Linked DNA regions of Homo sapiens: all the other regions are linked to region 6. Evidence: chromatin contacts called from ENCODE Hi-C or POLR2A ChIA-PET data. All regions are on one chromosome and are shown on one strand. Each heading gives the region's core, a stretch centred on a gene start or an enhancer-like site at or near the end of the contact. The rest is flanking DNA. Distances are from core to core; before and after follow the strand shown.

What was found. A loop is a pair of places that touch in the nucleus more often than their neighbours do. ChIA-PET counts read pairs that join two places held with the same protein, here RNA polymerase II (POLR2A). Pooled maps may share reads with other maps.
Region 1: a map of naive thymus-derived CD4-positive, alpha-beta T cell shows a loop between it and region 6 (11-fold over the local background). The contact joins the promoter of RELT here to the promoter of LIPT2-AS1 in region 6. A Hi-C loop is called at or near these places in 1 of 168 maps with a recorded cell type or tissue (naive thymus-derived CD4-positive, alpha-beta T cell) and 5 of 50 pooled maps. POLR2A ChIA-PET finds 5 or more read pairs at or near these places in 1 of 52 experiments (activated naive CD4-positive, alpha-beta T cell).
Region 2: a map of CD8-positive, alpha-beta T cell shows a loop between it and region 6 (10-fold over the local background). The contact joins the promoter of ATG16L2 here to the promoter of LIPT2-AS1 in region 6. A Hi-C loop is called at or near these places in 1 of 168 maps with a recorded cell type or tissue (CD8-positive, alpha-beta T cell) and 6 of 50 pooled maps. POLR2A ChIA-PET finds 5 or more read pairs at or near these places in 2 of 52 experiments (Panc1 and naive thymus-derived CD8-positive, alpha-beta T cell).
Region 3: a loop to region 6 is called in a map of CD4-positive, alpha-beta memory T cell, with 19 times the contacts of the local background. The contact joins the promoter of STARD10 here to the promoter of LIPT2-AS1 in region 6. A Hi-C loop is called at or near these places in 1 of 168 maps with a recorded cell type or tissue (CD4-positive, alpha-beta memory T cell) and 5 of 50 pooled maps. POLR2A ChIA-PET finds 5 or more read pairs at or near these places in 1 of 52 experiments (Panc1).
Region 4: a map of natural killer cell shows a loop between it and region 6 (17-fold over the local background). The contact joins the promoter of UVRAG-DT here to the promoter of LIPT2-AS1 in region 6. A Hi-C loop is called at or near these places in 1 of 168 maps with a recorded cell type or tissue (natural killer cell) and 6 of 50 pooled maps. POLR2A ChIA-PET finds 5 or more read pairs at or near these places in 1 of 52 experiments (naive thymus-derived CD4-positive, alpha-beta T cell).
Region 5: a map of CD8-positive, alpha-beta T cell shows a loop between it and region 6 (11-fold over the local background). The contact joins the promoter of FCHSD2 here to the promoter of LIPT2-AS1 in region 6. A Hi-C loop is called at or near these places in 2 of 168 maps with a recorded cell type or tissue (CD4-positive, alpha-beta memory T cell and CD8-positive, alpha-beta T cell) and 6 of 50 pooled maps. POLR2A ChIA-PET finds 5 or more read pairs at or near these places in 2 of 52 experiments (WTC11 and naive thymus-derived CD8-positive, alpha-beta T cell).

What each region holds. Positions count from the first base shown.
Region 1 is chr11:73,375,054-73,377,984 of GRCh38, forward strand. RELT (RELT TNF receptor) reads left to right here and starts at 1,346. Exons shown (of 11, transcript NM_152222.2): 1 at 1,346-1,446. RefSeq lists silencers at 1,066-1,375, 1,406-1,695, 1,786-1,865 and an enhancer at 2,031-2,325.
Region 2 is chr11:72,812,467-72,815,669 of GRCh38, forward strand. ATG16L2 (autophagy related 16 like 2) reads left to right here and starts at 1,945. Exons shown (of 18, transcript NM_033388.2): 1 at 1,945-2,097. The coding sequence starts at 1,980. LOC107984421 (a long non-coding RNA gene) reads right to left here and starts at 1,601. Exons shown (of 3, transcript XR_007062771.1): 1 at 167-1,601. RefSeq lists enhancers at 208-267, 428-557, 2,568-2,717 and silencers at 1,098-1,187, 1,588-2,037.
Region 3 is chr11:72,792,478-72,795,358 of GRCh38, forward strand. STARD10 (StAR related lipid transfer domain containing 10) reads right to left here and starts at 1,570. Exons shown (of 7, transcript NM_006645.3): 1 at 398-1,570. RefSeq lists enhancers at 1-194, 1,326-1,895.
Region 4 is chr11:75,813,047-75,816,157 of GRCh38, forward strand. UVRAG-DT (UVRAG divergent transcript) reads right to left here and starts at 1,751. Exons shown (of 2, transcript NR_144531.1): 1 at 1,417-1,751; 2 at 468-815. UVRAG (UV radiation resistance associated) reads left to right here and starts at 2,164. Exons shown (of 15, transcript NM_003369.4): 1 at 2,164-2,478. The coding sequence starts at 2,362. RefSeq lists enhancers at 275-1,474, 1,398-1,827, 1,698-1,992 and a silencer at 2,288-2,487.
Region 5 is chr11:73,140,629-73,143,682 of GRCh38, forward strand. FCHSD2 (FCH and double SH3 domains 2) reads right to left here and starts at 1,690. Exons shown (of 20, transcript NM_014824.3): 1 at 1,229-1,690. The coding sequence starts at 1,249. RefSeq lists enhancers at 1-287, 288-909, 409-638, 2,509-2,618, 2,699-2,838 and 1 more and silencers at 819-958, 1,359-1,738, 1,899-2,278.
Region 6 is chr11:74,492,126-74,495,381 of GRCh38, forward strand. It overlaps LIPT2-AS1 (LIPT2 antisense RNA 1), which reads left to right and starts at 1,255. Exons shown (of 2, transcript NR_171028.1): 1 at 1,255-1,848. It overlaps LIPT2 (lipoyl(octanoyl) transferase 2), which reads right to left and starts at 1,599. Exons shown (of 2, transcript NM_001144869.3): 1 at 1,113-1,599; 2 at 1-239. The coding sequence starts at 1,578. The coding sequence ends at 10. RefSeq lists silencers at 1,365-1,474, 1,585-1,834.

The DNA.
Region 1 (2,931 bases), core at 96-2,595, 1.1 Mb before region 6:
GGGGTGTAGATGGTCCCCTTACAAAGAAAACATTTCCAGGAGTGGAGGCATTCTGGATGCTCTGGCCTTCCGTAGGCTGGGATGTGGGACCCTGGAAGAACCCCTGCCCCAGCCCTGGAGGTCTCCATTGACATATGAGGGTGCTGATGTCATGATCCTGACATCAATGACCTGTAGCTCCTTATGCCCTTCCCCCACAACCTGAGCATGACCCAGGGAAATGAAAACTCATCCCCTGCTCCCCTCCCCATGCGGTGTCCAGTTCGCCTCCTGGAATCTCCTGGACCCTGGGGACCTGACCTTTTCCGTCTCCTAGCCCCTGGGTTCAGATTCTATGACTGTTTAGAACCCCACCCCCAGCCATCTATCCCCAGCTGACTTATTTACCTTCCTTTCTCCATCTCTGTCATGGGCTGTGATTATCCTGACCCCAGCCAGGCCTCTGGCCCAGCACTAGGTCCTCCCTGGTGTCTCAGTCTCCCATCAGCCCTACTGTCCCAGGAGGACCGCCTGAGATCCCCTGAATAGTACTGAGAGGGGGAACGGGCCACTGAGCTGCTCCCTCCAGTCCTGGCACACCCTGTAGCACAACTCCAGGGGACACGATTCGGAGTCGGAATACAGTGTGAATACTGCCTGGAGTTTGTGATGACTGGCATTGGAAACTGGCAGGGTGGGATGGCTGTAGTAGGGAGGGGGGCACTGAGTCACCTGTCCTGCTGGAGGGAAACTAACTACCCTGGCACAGAGAAGTGGTGCGGGGAGTAGGGGAGTGGAGGCAGGAGACGCCTCCTGGAGGATTTCACTAGGCCTTGAAGGATGTGCCGAAGCCCACCGTGTGGGCTTCCTTTATAGACTCACCTTCACCAGGCCTTTTCGCCAACTAGGTGAGGGTTTCCAGGGTTGGGCCTGGGCCTCGTCAACAAAGCAAAGTGAGGTTATTCTTCCTGGCCACCAACTGGCAGGAGGAAGATGAAGCCCAGAAAGGGGCAGAGGTGGCTCTAGTTACACTGGCAATGCTGAGAGGACCCAGAGGAGTATCTCAGTCTCCAGTCTCTTTATCTTGCTTCGCACAACTCCTTGCTTGGTTCAGAGCCTTGAAGAGGCGGATACAAGAGGCCCTCTGGGCACCGCCGCCCAGTCCCGCGCAGCCCCCTGCAGTTCCCAGGGGCGCGAGAGAGGGCGACGTAGAGCAGCACCGCCCAGCGGCAGAGCGGCGAGCCCCTCCGCGGCTCGGGGTGAGTCGGGCGCGGGGCGCAGACCGCGCTCTGACGTCGGGGGCGGAGCGGCCGTGACGCGCGGGGGCGGGTCTGCGCACCTTCCCGGCCCAGCCGGCGATTCATTCAAAAGGCGCGCAGGCTGCGCGGCTGTCCGGGCGCTCGCCGAGCCGGGCCGCGGCGCCGAGTCGAACGGGGAGCCGAGCTGGAGCTGCCGCGGCGCAGCCAGGTAAGGAGGGCGCGCGGAGCGCCCATCCAGAGTCTGCTCTCCGCGGCCGGGCCAGCGGGATACGGACCCTAGTGGCGCCCCCTGCCTCCCCGTGTCTCTGAGGAAGTTCGCGGGCTCGGCGGATGCGGCAGCCCGGCCGCGCGCCCCCCCACCCCACTCCTCCCGCCTCGCGTCCTGTCCCGGCGCCTTCCGCGCACCGGCCACCGCCAGTCTCCGAGCCCCGTGACCTGCAGGTCCTCCGGCCGCGACTCCGGGCCGGCCCTGCGTGGTGGCTGTCGGGGGGCGCGCGGGGAAGCAGCGGAACTTGCGGTGTGAGGGGCCGGCGGGGCCCGGAGCGGTCCCCGGCCCGGGAAACTTGGACCGAGACCAGGTTGTGGTGCGGGCTGGACGGCGGCGCCTCGGCGCGGCTGCGGCGCGGGGCGGCCAAGGGGGGGTCTGGATGGTGTCAGCCCGTGACTGTGGGTGACACGGCGCGTGAGGCGGCCTGGCCGGGCGAACGTGTGGCTGGGACACTGGGCGGTGACGCCGGGCCGAGCGGGCGACACAGAGGGGCTCTGTGTGTGGGAGACAGGCAGCGTGTGTGCGTGTGTTGTGTGAGGGAAAGACCCGGGGTCACTGGGGTCACGAAGTGCGTGGCTTGGGGCGTGACCGGCGCAGGGCCAGGGCCACCCGTTACTGTGAGTGTGAAATAGAGGGAGAGGAGCCCAAGTGACTGAGAACGAGCCGAGCTCGCTGGCGCCATGGTGTGCGTGTGGGGTCAAGTGGTGTCAGTGTGTGTGTGTGTGTGTGTGTGTCTGCGCCTAGGGTGATGATGAGTAAGAGGCAGGAGGAGGAGGGACCGGACCTAGGACACCTTCCGGCAGATGTGGGGCGATGAGGAAGTTGGGGAGCCAGGAGACAAGGGTCTCCAGGACTGTCCCCACGAGGGCACCCCTCAGGAGTTCAGCTTGGTGAGGAGATGGACCCTGAGGGATAGGCCCTGGCTGAGGGAGAAAGCCGAGGCTGGGCAACATCTGGTGGGGTGGCCCAGATGGCAGCAGGGTAGGGGCCCTGTGGTAGTCTCAGCTTCCCCCCGCCCACCTGCATCCACACACTCACGCATCGAAGTCCCTACACCTGGCAAAGTTCTGCCCCTGTGTAATCTGTATTCTCAGCGGACCCGGACACAATCTTGTTCTCAGACCCCCCCGCCCCCCTCCCCCGCGCAGGCCTCAGTCTCCCCATCTGCACACTGAGGTGCTGGGCTTTGAATGGACTGTGAATCATCACTTTGGGATCCTCTATTGTTTTGGGTCAACTGCCTGTGTTCTCCCTTCCCTTCAGGCAGAAAGACTGCAGTGGGGGGTGGGGGCAGGCTTCTCCTGGGGACACAGCGGCCCAGGGGCTGCACTCAGGGGCTACTGATAGGGTTGGAAGCACAGCCTTCTCCAAAACTGGTCAAGGAAACGTTAGCCTCCCACCCAAAGGCTTCCTGGTCCTCTGTCA
Region 2 (3,203 bases), core at 695-3,194, 1.7 Mb before region 6:
ATACAATCTTTCATATTCTAAAAATAGAACATGAATATTTTTAGTCAAAATCAATCACTTCTTTATCATATACTACTCAAAAATGACTATTTATTTAACATTTCCTAGGTGTATTTTGTGAGTCAAAAAAGGATTAGGAAACCCCTGCCCCAATATGGCTCCTTACCTGAGAGAAACGGCATCTCTGCACCTCACAGCCAGGCCAAGCCCTGTTAATATACTCTCCCATGCACACAGCCAGAGTTCCTTATTTATATAGTGTCTCCAAGCACCCAAGAGTCCGCCAGTTCTAAAGGGAATTCATCACTGTCATCAGCTGGCCCTGGGTCTCCATGGGTACTGTGCCTGTCTCCTGGGCATGGCTTTTGCTGAACGTTACCACCCATCTTCAACACAAATACTCCTTCAAGAGACAGGTCAGGCCTGGTTTGGGGCTAGAGGTACAGAGACATCTAGGACCCAGGTCCTGCCCTAAGGGGCACCGCACAGATTACAGGATGGTGTGATAACTGGTGACGGTTATAACTCGAACTCAACTGGGGCTGGTGTCTGAGAAGCTTGAACTCAGTGTAGGGGCAGGAAAGTTCTCCTGGAGGAGGTGATGCATGATTAGGAGCCAGGCCCCCTAGAGGCGACGATGTTCCAAACATCAGGCTCGGCCTGTGCAAAGGCCATGGGCGTCTAAGACAATGACATGTGGGGGACTGAGCCCAGCTCACTGGAAGCAGAGCAGGCTACACTGACCTGGGGGCGTCTAGGCCTTCACTGCTTTCTACGTCCTCTGACCCATCCCCATCAGAATCTCAACAGACTCGTCACCTCCAGGGCCTGCACTGCTCTCCCATCGTTGCCCAACTTCTCTCGTTCCCTAGGGATGTTCAAGTCTGCCAACACTCAGAGGGCAGGGCCTGCTGGCATGCCCCAGGGTGAGGCTGTGCCCAGCGAGTCCCTCCTTTCGTGTCTCACAGTAGCCTGAGCCTGCAGAGCTGGCTCTCTAGCATCTAGCTAGAGACGGTTTGACCACAGTTCCCTGCGACCCATGATTCACTTTCGAGGGTACCCACAAGAGATGTGTCTGCTCCTCCAGACGCCGCCCAATGGGGTGAAGCGTCTGGCCCTGAGTCAGGATGCTGGGGTGCTGGCCGTCTCAGCTACCCACTCCTTTGCAACCCCAGGCAAGCAAGCTCGTTCTCTCCTCCCGGCCAGGGGCTTTCTAGATGAAATCAGCTGCACCCCTTTACTCTCAGGGACCTAAAATTTCGGCGACCATGTGGAGCCGTAAACCCTTCTGCCTCCTGTCCTCCCAGCCCCGCACCCACCTGGCGTTTTCGTGTCACGGAACCTCTGCACGTGCTCTTCTCGAGGCCTAGAGTCCCTCTCTCCCTCTGGCCAACTCCTATTTCATCCCTCACAGACCCAACTCGAACGCCATCATCCCCGGAAAGCGGGGATTCCTCCCTTCAGTCTCTGCTTCCTTATCTTGCTGTCCTGCTGCGCCGCGCCCTCAGTGTACGCGCAGAGCCCGGGGCTGAGGGCCTCTGGGTCCCTGGCTGGGTGCGCGGCCAGGAGCGCGACGGCCTGGGAAGCACCAGCGGCTCTCGAACTCGGCCCGGGCGCGGCGGGGTTAAGACACCCGGGCCTTGAGGGCCCCGCCTCCGGAGCGCTCCACCCGCGTGGGGGAAGCCTCCCCGGAGGCTCCGACCTCGCTCCTGCTTATGACCCTCGCAGCCACAGGAGCCCCCACTTAGGTGAACATTTCGGACGGGGCCCCGGCGGTTCAGACCCGGAGGCGGCTCCTCCCGGAGGCAGATCCTCCCGGCGTCGGCCTTCGGTCCTCCCCGCCAAAGCCCTCTTGGGACAAGCCGGGGATTCCCCGCCGCCGCCCGCCCCCTGGCGTCACGGAGTCCCCGCGAGGCCCCGCCCCGGCCTGGCGCCGTCCTGGGCGGGAGGAACGCGCCGCTAGGCGGGAGAGCGCGGCCATGGCGGGGCCGGGCGTCCCCGGTGCCCCCGCAGCGCGCTGGAAACGCCACATCGTGCGGCAGCTGCGGCTTCGGGACCGTACGCAAAAGGCGCTTTTCCTGGAGCTGGTGCCGGCCTGTGAGTGCGCCCCGGTGCTGAGAGGATGGCGGCTGAGGGGACGCGGCTACGGGCGCGGGGAGAGGGTTTGGCTGGCTCCTCCGCCTGTGACCCGAGTGCGCTGTGCCTTATGCCTTGAGCCTGTGCGTTACGCCCATCCCGACTGCCAGGACTCCGCCCCTTGCCATCCAGGCTCTGGTTAGAACCTGGACGAGCCCCTCCTGGTCCCCCTGCCCTCGTCGCCCCTCAGGACGGGCTCTGCCTCCCACAAGCTGGGCTTCCGAGACGCAAGTGCGTCCTCGGGTGTTGGTTTTGCAGGGTCTCTTTTGCCTCCCCACCCGGGCAGTCCCCGGGGTAGGGGCTTGATCAGTGCACTTAGTCTCGGTAGCGCAGTGAAAGAACGCGGGACTTGTCCAGAGCAGCCACTTATTGGCCCATCCGGAGAGGGGCGACACTCGGAACCTCTAAGGAGGAGGCTGTGCATCTCAGGCTCTGCCGCTGACAGGCGACGCTGGCACAGGCTTATGGAACACCTCCCTGTCAGCCTACCCAGCCTGAGGGGGCATCAGGGGGCCCCGGGCTGCTGGTGGATGCTGGCTGAGCCCAGCGAAGTCGGACTCTCAGAATTGTTTCTGGGCAGCTGGTCAGGATAGGGTGTGGCATTTCAAGAGGGGATGAACAGGTGTGCCTGTGTGTCGCACCTCTGGCCGCCTGCGATTGTATGTCTGTGGTTGGAAGTCTAACCACAATCCCTGCGGCTCTCTCACTGGGGCTAATCTTGGCCAAACCCCCACAATCAAATCTGCTCTTAGCCAGGAAAATTTCTCTGCAAGCTTCCAGGCTGCTGGTCCTCTACCTTCAGGGTTGCGAGGCCAGCCCCCACCTCCAGCAGCCACACTTCTCCACTGCTCAGACAGACAGTGGAACCGTCCAGTTTGAGGGAGGGGGTCACCGCCCCCCCAACCCCTGCCCCCCGCCCCGACCCAGGGAGCTGTGAGTCTGAGGGACTAGAGAGATCTGGAGGGCTGAAATCAGACTGAAGGGCCAGTCTTGAAACCTTGGGCAGATCACATCGCTAAGCCTCAGTCTTCTTACTTGTTAATTGGGTATAGAGACCTTCTTTAGGT
Region 3 (2,881 bases), core at 320-2,819, 1.7 Mb before region 6:
CCCCCAAAACCTCTAAGAGCACTCTAGAGAGAATCAGCTGCATACAGCCCAGCTCCACCGCTCCAAGGGTCAGAGAAAAGTCCCCTTCCCTGGGGTTAGCTGCATGATCCTGCAGGTGCCATGGTGTGCCTAGGTGCCACCTCGCTTCACCTGGCTGGGGAGTGGCTCCTAGACCTCAGCTCAATGCGCATCACTTCCCCTTCTCATCAGCCAGGCCAGCCCAGGTATCACCTCCAGCTCCACTGCCCCCAGATGGAGTTACCTGAGTACCCAATTCCTCCCAAGCTCAGAAACAGTGTCCACTGCCTTCCCACTCCTTTCCATTCAGAGTCTGTCCCCTTAGTGCTGCCCCCTCATCTGTCACACCTGGGTTCTTTCCCTTACTTGGGCCACTGACCTGAGAAGCAGGGTCTGTACAGCTCCAGCAACACTCTCCTCTTCCTCCAGAATTCTCCAGATCCTCCTCAGCTTCTTGGCTCTGGTGCTCATCTCAACACAGCAGGGTCTTCCTCCATCAGGCCAAGGTGGGGGTAGGAGAAGAATTGGGAACAGGGACTCCCCTAGGTTCTCAGGGTACAGTCAGTCAATCTAAGCCTGTATCCAACAAAGACACTGACCCCTGGGGTACAAGGAAGGGCTCCAGGCCCAAAGGCAGGAGGATTAGGCTTTAGCTCTTGCTCACAGCCTGCTGAGACCTGGGGCAAGCCCCTGTCCCTCTTTGGGCCCTCAGGTTTGCAATTTGCAGAATGAGGAAATGGGTTCCTCAATCTACAATCACCTGACTATAATAATATTTTGCCTTTATATACCGCGTGGGTAAATTCCTGAAAGTAAACTAAGCTGTTTTCACCCCTGGATCTCATTTGATCCTCCCAACAGCCTGTTTGCATTTACAAATGAGAAAGCTCAGTTCCCTAAGGGAACAAAATTACCCAAAGTCACACAGCAAGCTGGAAGCAGAGCCTGGGTGCAGTCCTTGAATCCTGATCCTTCCCTGGTCCTTTACTCTCTATGATGCTGGAAATCTGCCTGACTTCCTCTAACCTGTTGTCCCATTTGTAAAAGGACTGTTGTGAGGACTGAATTAGGAGAGGCGATGAAGAGGGTCATTCCTTGTGAATCATAAAAGAAAGGACCACAGAACGATGACTGGACCGTTAGGTTACTATTTATTACGGTTATCTTCGCTCAGGCGCCCCCACGTGTCGATCCCGAGACTCTCGGCTTGCGCAGGCGCTCTTTGGTGTTTACAGCGGCCGCGAAGCCCCGCGTTTGCGCGTGCGCTTCCCGCCCGGGACCGCCCAGAGGTCCCGGACTAGGGGCGGACTAGGGGCCGCTCTGCCTCCCGCCCCCTAGTGGTTGTGGCCGCTCTGTCACCACGGCTCCCGGGGCCTCTGTCGGCTCCACTTTGGTTGAGACGTCTCCACAGCCCAACAACGGCGGCGATCTGAGGAGAGGCAGGAGAAAATACGGCGCGCTCGGCATCGTCCTTCTGACCGGGGACTCCAGCATCTCAGTCATCGCGTCACCAAGCCCCACGTGCAGGTTCTGGCATCCATCATGGCAAACTGGAGACCGCGGTGAATTCCACCGGAATGGCGCGCGCATTGCCACATGGGAACTGTAGTTCTTGGCTAGGACCTTTCTGGGGCTGGGCCGCTGGAAAAACTACATTTCTCAGGAGCTCAAGAGTCAGGCTGACAGAAAGGGGGCCCGCGGCATGTTGGGAGATGGAGTTTGGGGGGTTCGTGCTAGCAGGGAAACAGTGAAGCAATGGAGCCAAGTGTTCTGAGCCTGGGCCTGTGGGTTTGAGTTGGGCAGGAGTTACACAGTAGCTCTTATAAGAGAGGAGTAGCATTGTTGCGGCTTTTAGAAAGAATGCTACTTATTAGTTGTGTGATCTGAGCGATCAAGACAAATGCCCCTTTATCTTTTTTATTTATTTATTTTTTGAGACAGGGTCTCTGTCTGTCAGGCTGGAGTGCAGTGGCCCCAGAACTGCTGGCCTCCCGCCTCACCCTCCCAAAGTGCTGGGATTATAGGCGTGAGCCATCAGGCCTGGCCAGATGCCTTTTTATCAACTACGATGGACCTTAAGGTTAAGGTTAAGGAAACAAACGTTGCCTACCTCAGGGCTCAGCTGTCAGCTGGCATGGCAACTTCTTAAATTTCTACTGCTGCCAGAAAAACCACACTCTTACTAAACCCCTAGCAATAGGAGCTATCATGCAAATTGTCAGACTCTTCTTTACTGAGATTTACAACTCAGACCACTACAACGCTGATCGACAGAGGACAGGCCTTACAAACATTCTTTCCTGATAAGTAACTGCAGACCTCAGGCCAGTTTCAGCAAGCTCATAGAGACTGCACGCAAACTGTGTTTGTGTCCTATAGTCCACCTTATGATGCAAAGAACCAAATTCCACCTCACTTTAACGCAAAAACCCCATCCCAAAGTGAACATGGAACATATGTTACAGGTGTTTACCCATTGTGCATGCACTCACATCCCCTCATAAATATGTATAGCTTTTCCCCAAAACCTGCTGAATATGTATGATTATTGTGAAATACAGACCCTGTGAGTCATAAACCAGCCTAGGCCGGGAGTGGTGGCTCACGCCTGTAATCCCAGCACTTTGGGAGGCCAAGACGGGCGGATCACGAGGTCAGAAGATTGAGACCATCCTGGCTAACATGGTGAAACCCCGTCTCTACTAAAAATACAAAAAAATTAGCTGGGTGTGGTGGCGGGCGCCTGTAGTCCCAGCTACTCGGGAGGCTGAGGCAGGAGAATGGCATGAACCTGGGAGGTGGAGGTTGCAGTGAGCCGAGATCGCACCACTGCATTCCAGCCTGGGCGACTGAGCGAGACTCC
Region 4 (3,111 bases), core at 501-3,000, 1.3 Mb after region 6:
AAACGACATGCTGGGCTAATTTTTGTATTTTTGTAGAGACAAGGTTTTGCCATGTTGCCCAGGCTGGTCCCAAATTCTTGGGCTCAAGCAAGAATTGTGATAATGTGTTATGGCAGCCTCAGAAAACTAATACAGCTTAGAAACAGAAATGTGTTTTCTGTGAAATTCCCCCAGATCTTGGCACCACATGAGTTCAATCAGATAATATTTGGGATTTCCCAGTGACTCCTTTCTCAACAAACACCTGATCAAGCGACTCCTTTCTCAACAAACACCTGACCACACGCCCCAGGCTCCAGCCATGAGGAACCACTCAGTGTGTCAGAACAGGAGACAGTGTGACATCTTTGTGATCCAGCTCTGAGAAAAGATCCAAGGTGTTTTTCAGGCTTCTGAACACCCTGGAAAGATAGTATGCTTACATTTTGTTTAAAAAATTTAAAATGCAACTACTATATGCCAGGTCCTGTGTGGGCACTTTACATATGTTGATTTACTTTAATCCCTACAGCAATCCTATTACTATTTTAAAGCTGAGAGAGGGGAAGTGACTTGCCTTGGGATACATAGCTCAAAGGTGGTAGAGCCAAGATTCCAAAGTGCCTGATTCCTATTGTGTCTGACTCTAAAACACTATGTTCTTTCTGCTATGTTCATCCAGGTGGTGGAAAAATTCAGTCTAGGAGTAAAAAAAGGAAGATCAACATCCTGCAGAATGACTCATGCTATTCATTATAGAAGCAATTGCTGGAGATGCTATCATTGTGGATCACGGAAGTCTTCATGGAAGAGGTGGCATTTGAGCTGGGCCTTCACTGCAAAAAAAAAAAAAAAAAATTTCCTGATTCTCTGTCAGGCACTGGGGATCCAGAGATGAATCAGACAAAGTCCTTTTGCTTGAAGAATTCACAGTATTTTGTGTGTGTGTGGGAAGGAGGGTGGCTGCTTACATGTGTTAAAAGACAATGTGGCCAGGCCTGGTGGCTCATGCCTGTAATCCCAACACTTTGGGAGCCCGAGACTGGAGGATCGCTTGAGCCTGGGAGTTTGAGACTAGTCTGGGAAATATGGCCAGAACCCCATCTTTACAAAAAAATTTTAAAATTAGCTGGGCCTGGTGGCATGTGCCTGTATTCCCAGCTACTTAGGAGGGTGAGGTGGGAGGATCACTTGAGCCCAGGAGGTCGAGGCTGCAATGAGCCGTGATTTTGCCACTGCACTCCAGCCCGGGCGAAAGAATGAGGCACTGTTAAAAAAAATTAATAGAATAATCCAGACCCACGGTAGGGTCAAAATTCCTAACTCAAGGTCCCAGAGAGGCTCAGAGAAGCCTTTTGGAAGAAGGGACTCCTGCCCCAGCTAAGACTGATGGATAAGTAGCAAAGGCTTTCTGGGGACACAGCACAAACAGCCCACCTGAAGCGGTGAATCGGCGTCCTGGGTGCCTGGCACACCTTGTAGCTCAGCTTACTAGCTAGTGGAGTGCGAAGGGGCGTGTACTTGTCGGTTGGAGCTGGTCATGAAAGAGCTCGTGGGACTGCCCGACGGTTCTCAGGTCCCAGTGCATCCTGCGTGGTGGCTCTCTGCTGAACCATAAAGCATTCCTTTTCAATCCCTGCACGCTCACGCCGGGAAAAGACTGCACAAGGGGCCTGCCAAGGCAGACAAGCGATCGCCACCCAGCTGGCTTCCGAGGGTCCCCGCCCTCCACCGGAGGCCTGTTACCACGGCAACCAGTGAGGGCGGAAGTGGCTCAGAAGACCGGTTCTCCCTAATCAGGTGACTCTCCCGCCTCCTGCACGTGACACCGGAGCCCAGAAGCGCGCTCTACCTAATCAAGACCCCACCCCTCTTTCCCTTTACTGACAATTGACAGCGACCTCTTGCAATGGCCCTTCCGCCTCCACCAGGAGACTCTGCCCGTTGGTAGTAAAAGAACCAATTAGACTGGGAAAAAAAGAAGCAACGCCCCAGGTTTCACCCCGGCTTGACAGACGCAATTGAGGCCATCCTTGAGTCCCTCCGCCCCCAAGTCCAGTAATGCCAGCGATGGACAGACCTTCTACCCAATAGCACGCCCCTTTTCTGCCGTTGGGTCCCGCCCCCTTGAGGGCTAAGCCAATGAGCGCTCCGGGTCTCAGCGGGGTGGAGGGGTTGCACTGCGGTAATATGGCTCTTCCTTAGCCAGCGGCGGCAACGGCGGCAGCGGCGGCAGCGGCGGCGGCTACTGTCTGGGCTGAGCAGTAGTGCCTCTCGGGTGGCGGGTTTCTAGGCTGCAGGGGCTTGGTAGGTGGTGGCAAGGGGGCGGCGGCGGATGCCGGAAGAGTGCCCGCCCCGCCGCTTGGCGGCCCCTGGATCGAGATGAGCGCCTCCGCGTCGGTCGGGGGCCCCGTCCCCCAGCCACCCCCGGGCCCGGCCGCTGCTCTGCCTCCCGGTTCTGCCGCGCGGGCCCTGCATGTGGAGCTGCCGTCTCAGCAGGTAAGCCCGCGCGGCTCGCAGCACTCGGGAGGGACCCGGGCAGGCCCGCGTGGAGAGCTTGCTGGCTCCGGGCTGACCCCGCGAGCCGGGACACCCAGAGCAGGGACCCGGAGGGCTCGCGGGACTGAGGAAGACTGTCAGGAGGTTTGTGCGGGGAGGGGTCCAGTGATGGCCGAACCTCCGGGAGATCCCGGAGTCCTAGGAGAATCCCGTTACAGGAGATGGGCTTGTTAAGGGACAAGCAGCCAGCCAGCTCAAGTCCCTGGGGCCCCGGCCCGAGGCCGCCTCCCCCAACGCAGGGAGCCGGGGATTGCCCCGCGCAGACCCTCTCCCTCGTTCCGCCCAGGAAGGGACCCGGGGAACCCCCTGTGTCCCACGGGCCATAGTGAAAGCACTTTTCCTTTCTTTCCCCACCTGGCCATCCCCGCTTACGGAGAAACCAGTTTGTACTCTTCGTGCAAGAGCCCTGGAGGAGACTTTAGGGTGTCTACCATTTGCTTTAATCTCCCCTGATTATTAAGTATTCGGCCTCTTTAGAGAAATGTATTCAAGACTTGGGGGTTTCCTTCCTAATTCTCCGAGTCCCAAGGAACGCATCTTAATAATTAGGAGGACTTTTTCCTTCTTCATTCC
Region 5 (3,054 bases), core at 440-2,939, 1.4 Mb before region 6:
TGTCTCAGAATGATGCCCTCGACTTGCTGACAGCGCATCAAATCACAATCTCTTTCTCACAAAGGAGAAAGCAAAAGTGACCTTCCAGCATATGCAGTGCTTTTAAACTACCCCGGGAAGCCGATCCCCGTGGAGGCTCCACTTCAAACAGCGGAGAACAGCAAATGCCTGCTGGCCAGAGAGCCTCGCCCGCCAGGCCGGGGCCCCAGGGTTCGAAGTTAACGGTCAGTCTGGAATCTCGGCCTCAGCAGTGGGACCACCCGGAGGGGTGGGGGTACATGTTCGAAAGAAAAGGACTCACTTAAATGGAGAAACCCGGATTAGGAAAGAGAGAAAGCAGCGGCAGCAGACACGGGTGAGTTAGGCGTTAGGCAAATGTTTGCCCACGAGGGGAGGACAGAACGGCCTCATCCACCCAGTGCCCAGAGTAGACATTCAGTATCCATCTGTAGGATTAAAAAGACAAGGACACAGCCTCGGCCCCTGGGAAAGCTGGGGAAGGGCGCAGCGGGGAGACTGATGACAAGCCGGGTGCATCCGTCACTCCCACCCTGGTCATCCAACCCCGGATCGCAGTGCACACCCCACGCACCTCCCGGGCCCGGTCCTCGCTTTTCTGAAGACAGCACGACAGCCTCCTCGCCCCTCAGCCGGGGACGAGGCAGGACCCGTCAATCCTTAATTTGTTTTCCCTTGGGGTGGGGAGGCGGTGACTATTCCAACTTCTTTTCGGCCGCCCCGTGGGAAAAGCAGGCCAAACCCTAAGGCTAGGCTAGAAACAAATCCCCCGCAAATTTGCAAACGGGCGGGGCTGGCGACAAGCGGCTGGAGGGCTCAAAGCTGGTGCAGACTAAACAATCACACACGCACAAGGCTCTGCAAAGCTGCAGGGGCGTCCCCGCCTCCCCCTCGGTGCAGCCCCGAGAATGCACTTTGCAGCGGGCAGCATTGCCATGCGCGCGCACACACACAAATGCACACCCGAAACTCTTGTGAAATGTCTGGGGGTCTCCTGCGTTAGAGGACGGACGAGCCCCGGCGGCCCCTCTGTCGGAAAGGCAACTCACACGCGCGCCCCCCACCTGGAGCCGGCGGCAAGTCGGTGACAAGCCCAAGACGAGGGCGGTCACGGCCCCTTGCGGGAGGGGGAAGGGGCGCAGCGGTCGCCCCAGCCGCGTTCCGCGTACGCATCTCTCCGAACCCCAAAGCCCCCCAGCTGCGCCCTTACCTTCCTCGGCGGCGGCTGCATGATGCTGAAGGGACATCAATCCTCCCCGACGGCAGCGTTAGCAAGGACCAGGAGGAGGAGGAGGGCCGGAGAGGAGGGGACGGCCCAGCGAGCGCGCGCGTGTGTGAAAGGAGCGCTTAAGAAGCAAGACTTGCCCCGGAGGGAGCAGGCCAGCGGGCGGCAGGCGGACCCCAGCCAGAGAGCGAGTGTGAGGAGACGAGGGAGGAGCACCGGGAAGGCTTGGGGCCCGGGCGGCCCGGGCGGCCCGGGGGTGTGTGAGGAAGGAGGCGGAGACGGCGAGGGGGCGGGGGCCCCAGGAGCAGGGGCGCGAGGGTCTCAGCCGGCCGGGCGGCGGGTTAGCCGCAGCCGCGTTGTCCGCGCTCCCGGTCGGCCGCCTGCGCCGCCGCTCCCGGCGGACGCAGCGGCCCCCACCCCACCCACTCAGGCGGCCCGGCCCTCGCTGGGCCTAACGCCCCCGCCCGCCCGGGAGGAGGAAGGTGGCGCCGCTCTCCCCGCTAGGGCTCCACCACTCAGGCCGCGGGAATTTCCGGCCTCGCCGCGCGGCGCAGCGCCCCGCTCCGGATGCTGAGGGAACCGCTCTGTCCAGAGCGGGGTTCGAGGGGCCGGTCCGGGCTGCCAGGAGGGAGCTAGGCCACGGCACGGGGCTTCGTACCGCGGCAGGGGAAGGGGGAAGCTAACGGATTGGTCGGTGGGTGGGAGGTGTAGAAACGCCAGCGCCACGCGAAAATCCCCCCTTTCTCTCCGAGAGTGGCACGTTCCAGACGCCTCCTGCCCTCCCTCCCCCACGCTGGGAGCCAGCCGGGGGCTTCCCGCGCGCTTTCCCGCCAGCTCGCCCCGGCGCGCGCGTCTCCGCTCGGGGGCGCGCACGTGGGCGGGAGAGGGCTCCGCGCCGACGCACGCGCACAGGCCGCCCCCGCCTCCTGCCTGCCTTTGCGTGTGTGTGTGTGTGTGTGTGTGTGTGTGTGTGTGTGTGTGTGTGTGTGTGTGTGTGTGTCGGGGGGCGCGGGGGACGACGCTCGCAGGGAAACGTTTGCAGTGGGGAGGGGGGCGCAGCATGCCTGTGGGATACGAGAATTCCGGCGTTTTCTTCCTCTCAGCCCCTCAACACCCTACTCTCCCTACCAGCTAGATGTGCGCGAGAGAGGCGAGCAAGGACAAGTCGCTTTGCGGCTGGCCGCAGGTGCCAGGCCATTGCGATTGTAGGGCGGAAAGGCAGTTGCTCTGCAAAGGAAACGGCGGCACTCTACTGCAGGGCATTCAAGTCAAACATCACTGACTCCGCTGAGAGGGAGCCAAGAGAACGTTAAGGCCGAGGCCCCCGTTTCACAGACGGGGAGGCAAGTGCCCATAGAGGGAAGCCTTTCTAAAGGTTACACAGCAGGACTAGAATCTGCGTCAGGAAGTGTTCTATGGGTTATTTTAAAAAAGAAACAGGTGCAGGATAATAAGCACGAGGAAAAGTAGAAGAGGCAGGAGAGGCCATAGAGGAAGCCCTTGTCTGGGAGTCAGGATCTCTGGGTGCCAGTCCACTTTGCCTGCTCCTTAACAGGCTAGGTGAGCTCGGCTTCCTTATCTGCCAGTGAGGGTGCTTATCTAAGCAGTGCACCCCACCACCACACATGAACCTTCCTGCTCTGTTCAGACCATCTACGGGGGAGTTTATCGACCTCCCTTGGGGTCCTCAGAAGAGGAATACCTCTTCCCCATGCCCAGGGAGGTTTTTTTTTTTTTTTTGAGTCACGGGGCTGTGTGGAGGCTGAGCTGGATTACTCCACCGTTTTTTCAGAAGTTGAGATCCCAGACAG
Region 6 (3,256 bases), core at 5-2,504:
GAGTACTCTTCAGTTGGGGCTGTCCTCTGAGATCAGTGTGCACTTGTAGATCTCCTTAAAGGCCACAAGGAAAGGTGGCATTACTTCTTCCACGGTGACGTGCCTCTGGAGCTCCTTACTCAAGGAAGTGACGCCTGTCCCAACCAGTCCACAGGGCACGATGTGCTCAAACCACGTGAGGTCGGTAGAGCAGTTGAGAGCCAGGCCGTGGGATGTGATGTGCCTTCCACAGCGGACTCCTGCAAGGCAAGCCAAAGGGTCTTAGAGTAGATACCCTCCACTCTCCGGGCTTTGGTGTCCCTCTCAGGGCGATGAGAAAACTGGATTAGATCACCGGTTTTCAAATTTTGTTTCTGGAGAAACAAGGGATTGTACTCAGATGGGAAAAGGAAACAAATGAAAGGAAGGGGTGCGTGGCTTCAAGCAGCTGCACTCATCATGAGGATTCCAGGAAATGTCTTTTAACAGATTCCAATACTTAAAAAAAAAAAAGCTTGGGGACAGGCGCAGTGGCTCACGCCTGTAATCCCAGCATTTTGGGAGGCCGAGGCGGGCGGATCACGAGGTCAGGAGATCGTGACCATCCTGGCTAACACGGTGAAACCCCATCTCTACTAAAAATACAAAAAATTAGCCGGGCTGGTGGTGGGCGCCTGTAGCCCCAGCTACTCTGGAGGCTGAGGCAGGAGAATGGCGTGAACCCGGGAGGCGGAGCTTGCAGTGGGCCGAGATTGCGCCACTGCACTCCAGCCTGGGTGACAAAGCGAGACTCTGTCTCAAAAAAAAAAAAAAAAAAAAGTTTGAAAATTAGCACCCTTATTTGCCATGACATTGTCATTCGCAGGACGTAACCTGGCAATTCACTTCTCTTGTCTCTCCCTTAACAGAAATGCGTGTTGGACTAGATGTGAGGAGCCTTCTGCTTCTGAATATACGATATCTGAAAAGGGGCTTAAAAACTCAAACGCAGCGGGTAGCTGTGATTCAAAACCCGCGCTAGATACGCCTCCTCCCGGCCCTCACCTCCGTTGGTCCAGCCCCGTCAGACCCCGCCCCCAGGCCTCAAGCTCCGACCTCGGCTCTCAGGTACCGCCCTGCTCCGCGGCGCTCACCGATCGCGCAGATCTTGCGATCGTCTAGCCAGACGCCAGTGTAGGGCGGGGGCCGCGCGCGGGCGTCCTGCAGGCCCTGGAGCTCGCACAGGCGCACGGCGCACGCCTCCAGCGACGCTACGTGCATGCGCAAGCGCAGGCCGAGACGCCGCAGGTCGAGTACCGGGTGGCAAAGCAGCTGGCCCGGGCCGTGGAAGGTGGCCAGGCCACCGCGGCCTGTGACGCGCACCTCGGCGCCCAAGGCCCGTAGCCGCGCAGTTTCCTCGGGCGTCAGGCCGCCGCGCAGCCCGGCCGTATACACGGGCCCCGCGGGCTCGCAGAGCAGGAGCGCGCCCGCCTCAGTCCCCGACGGGGCCTCAATGCCTGGCTCGGCCTGCAGCCGCCGCAGCCAGCGGTCCTGCAGCCCCAGTAGCTCGGCGTACGGCACCCGACCCAGGCGCACCAACCGAACGGCGGGTTGCCGCATCGTGCCCACCGTTGCGTCCGCGGGGCCCCGCCCTCTCCGTGGGCCTGGGGGCGTGGCCTGAGGGGCGGGGACTCGGGGGCACACCCCGAGCCGCAGCTCCCAGGTGCGTGTTAAAAGCTGGAGGGGGGATATGTGATCCCAGGACCAAAAGCGCGGGGCCAGACTCATCGGTTCATTCAACAACCAGTATTTAGTGCCTGCTGTGTTCTGCAGGCCCTGCCATAGGCGCTTGATACAGCGGTGCATAGCGTATGAGAAAGATCTGTCCTGGTAAGCTTACATTCTTACAGCAGACGATAAGTATTTTAAGTGTTAAGTAAATAAGGTTATTTCACGTATAAGGTGTTAAATGCTATGAAAAGAAAAATAAAACAGGGTAACGTGGTGTGTCCTGTGTTGAGCCCCTGGGGGACGCAAGAGGGAGATTAGCTTGCCTACAAGGTTATTGGTGGAGGTAGGGAGAACTTAAAGATCAGCACCTGTAAGAAAGTGAAGGAAGCAGGAATTTGTAGGCAGAGGAAGAAGTTGGCCTGCAAAACAGTTGCAGCAGAGGCCTTGACCAATCCCAAGGCATGCTTGGAGCCTAGGATGACCCTTCAGAGTAGTTCCACATTAAAGCAAGGGGGCCAGAAACTCTTATCCTTGCATTGACCAGTCATGGATACAGGCTACACCTGGGGAGGAGCTGTGATTTTTTTTTTTTTTTTTTTTTTGGCAAGACTGCTTCCCTCGGTGGAGGGCGGCCCCCAGAGAAGGACTCAGTTGTGTATCATCAGTAACCAACTCCAGAAGCTGAGGGAATGACTGTCTAGGCCCTGAGGGGGTGTCTGGACCACAACATCAGCTATGTTGCAGTTAGAGTATCATTTAAACAAGTCTGAATTCAATGAATTTTTACTGAGGACTTTTCAGACACCATAGGTGTCTGAAAAACATTTCATAAACATAGACATAAAGATCCTAAGCAAATATTAGCAAATCAAATCCAGCAATTTATAAAAGGATTAATACATCATGATGAAGTAGGGTTTATCCCGGGAATGCAAGGTTGGTTTTGCATTCTGAAATCAAACAATGTAATTTACCTTAAAAGAGAAAAGCCTTCATTGGAAGAAATAATAAAAATTTTTTTTAAAGAAAAGCTATGATTATGTTAAAAAATACAGATAAATCTATTGGCAAAAATAAACACCTCTTCTGACCAAAATACTTAGCAATCTAGGAATAGAAGAGAAATTTTCCAGTCTGATGAAGGGTTCAAATTATCAATCAGGGTTTGGACAAGAGAAATCACATATGTACTATTTTAATTAAATGTTTTATTTGAGAAAATTGGACACTCATATGCAGTTGTAAGGAATAATATGGACAGATTATATGTACCCTTTACCCAGCTTCCCCCAATGGAAACACCTTGCAAAACTGTAGTACAATATCACAACCAGGATACTGACATTGATAAAGTCAAGATGCAGAACATTTTCATCACCACAAGGATCCCTCATGTTGCTCTTTGTAGTTACACTGCTTCTTAATTCCTGGCAAACGTCTGTGTTGTATAGATGGAATCATACAGAGTGCAACCTTTTAGAATTTTTTTTTCACTCAGCATAATTATCTGGAGACTCATCCAAGTTGTTGCATGTATCAATAGCGCGTTTCTTTTTATTGATGAGTA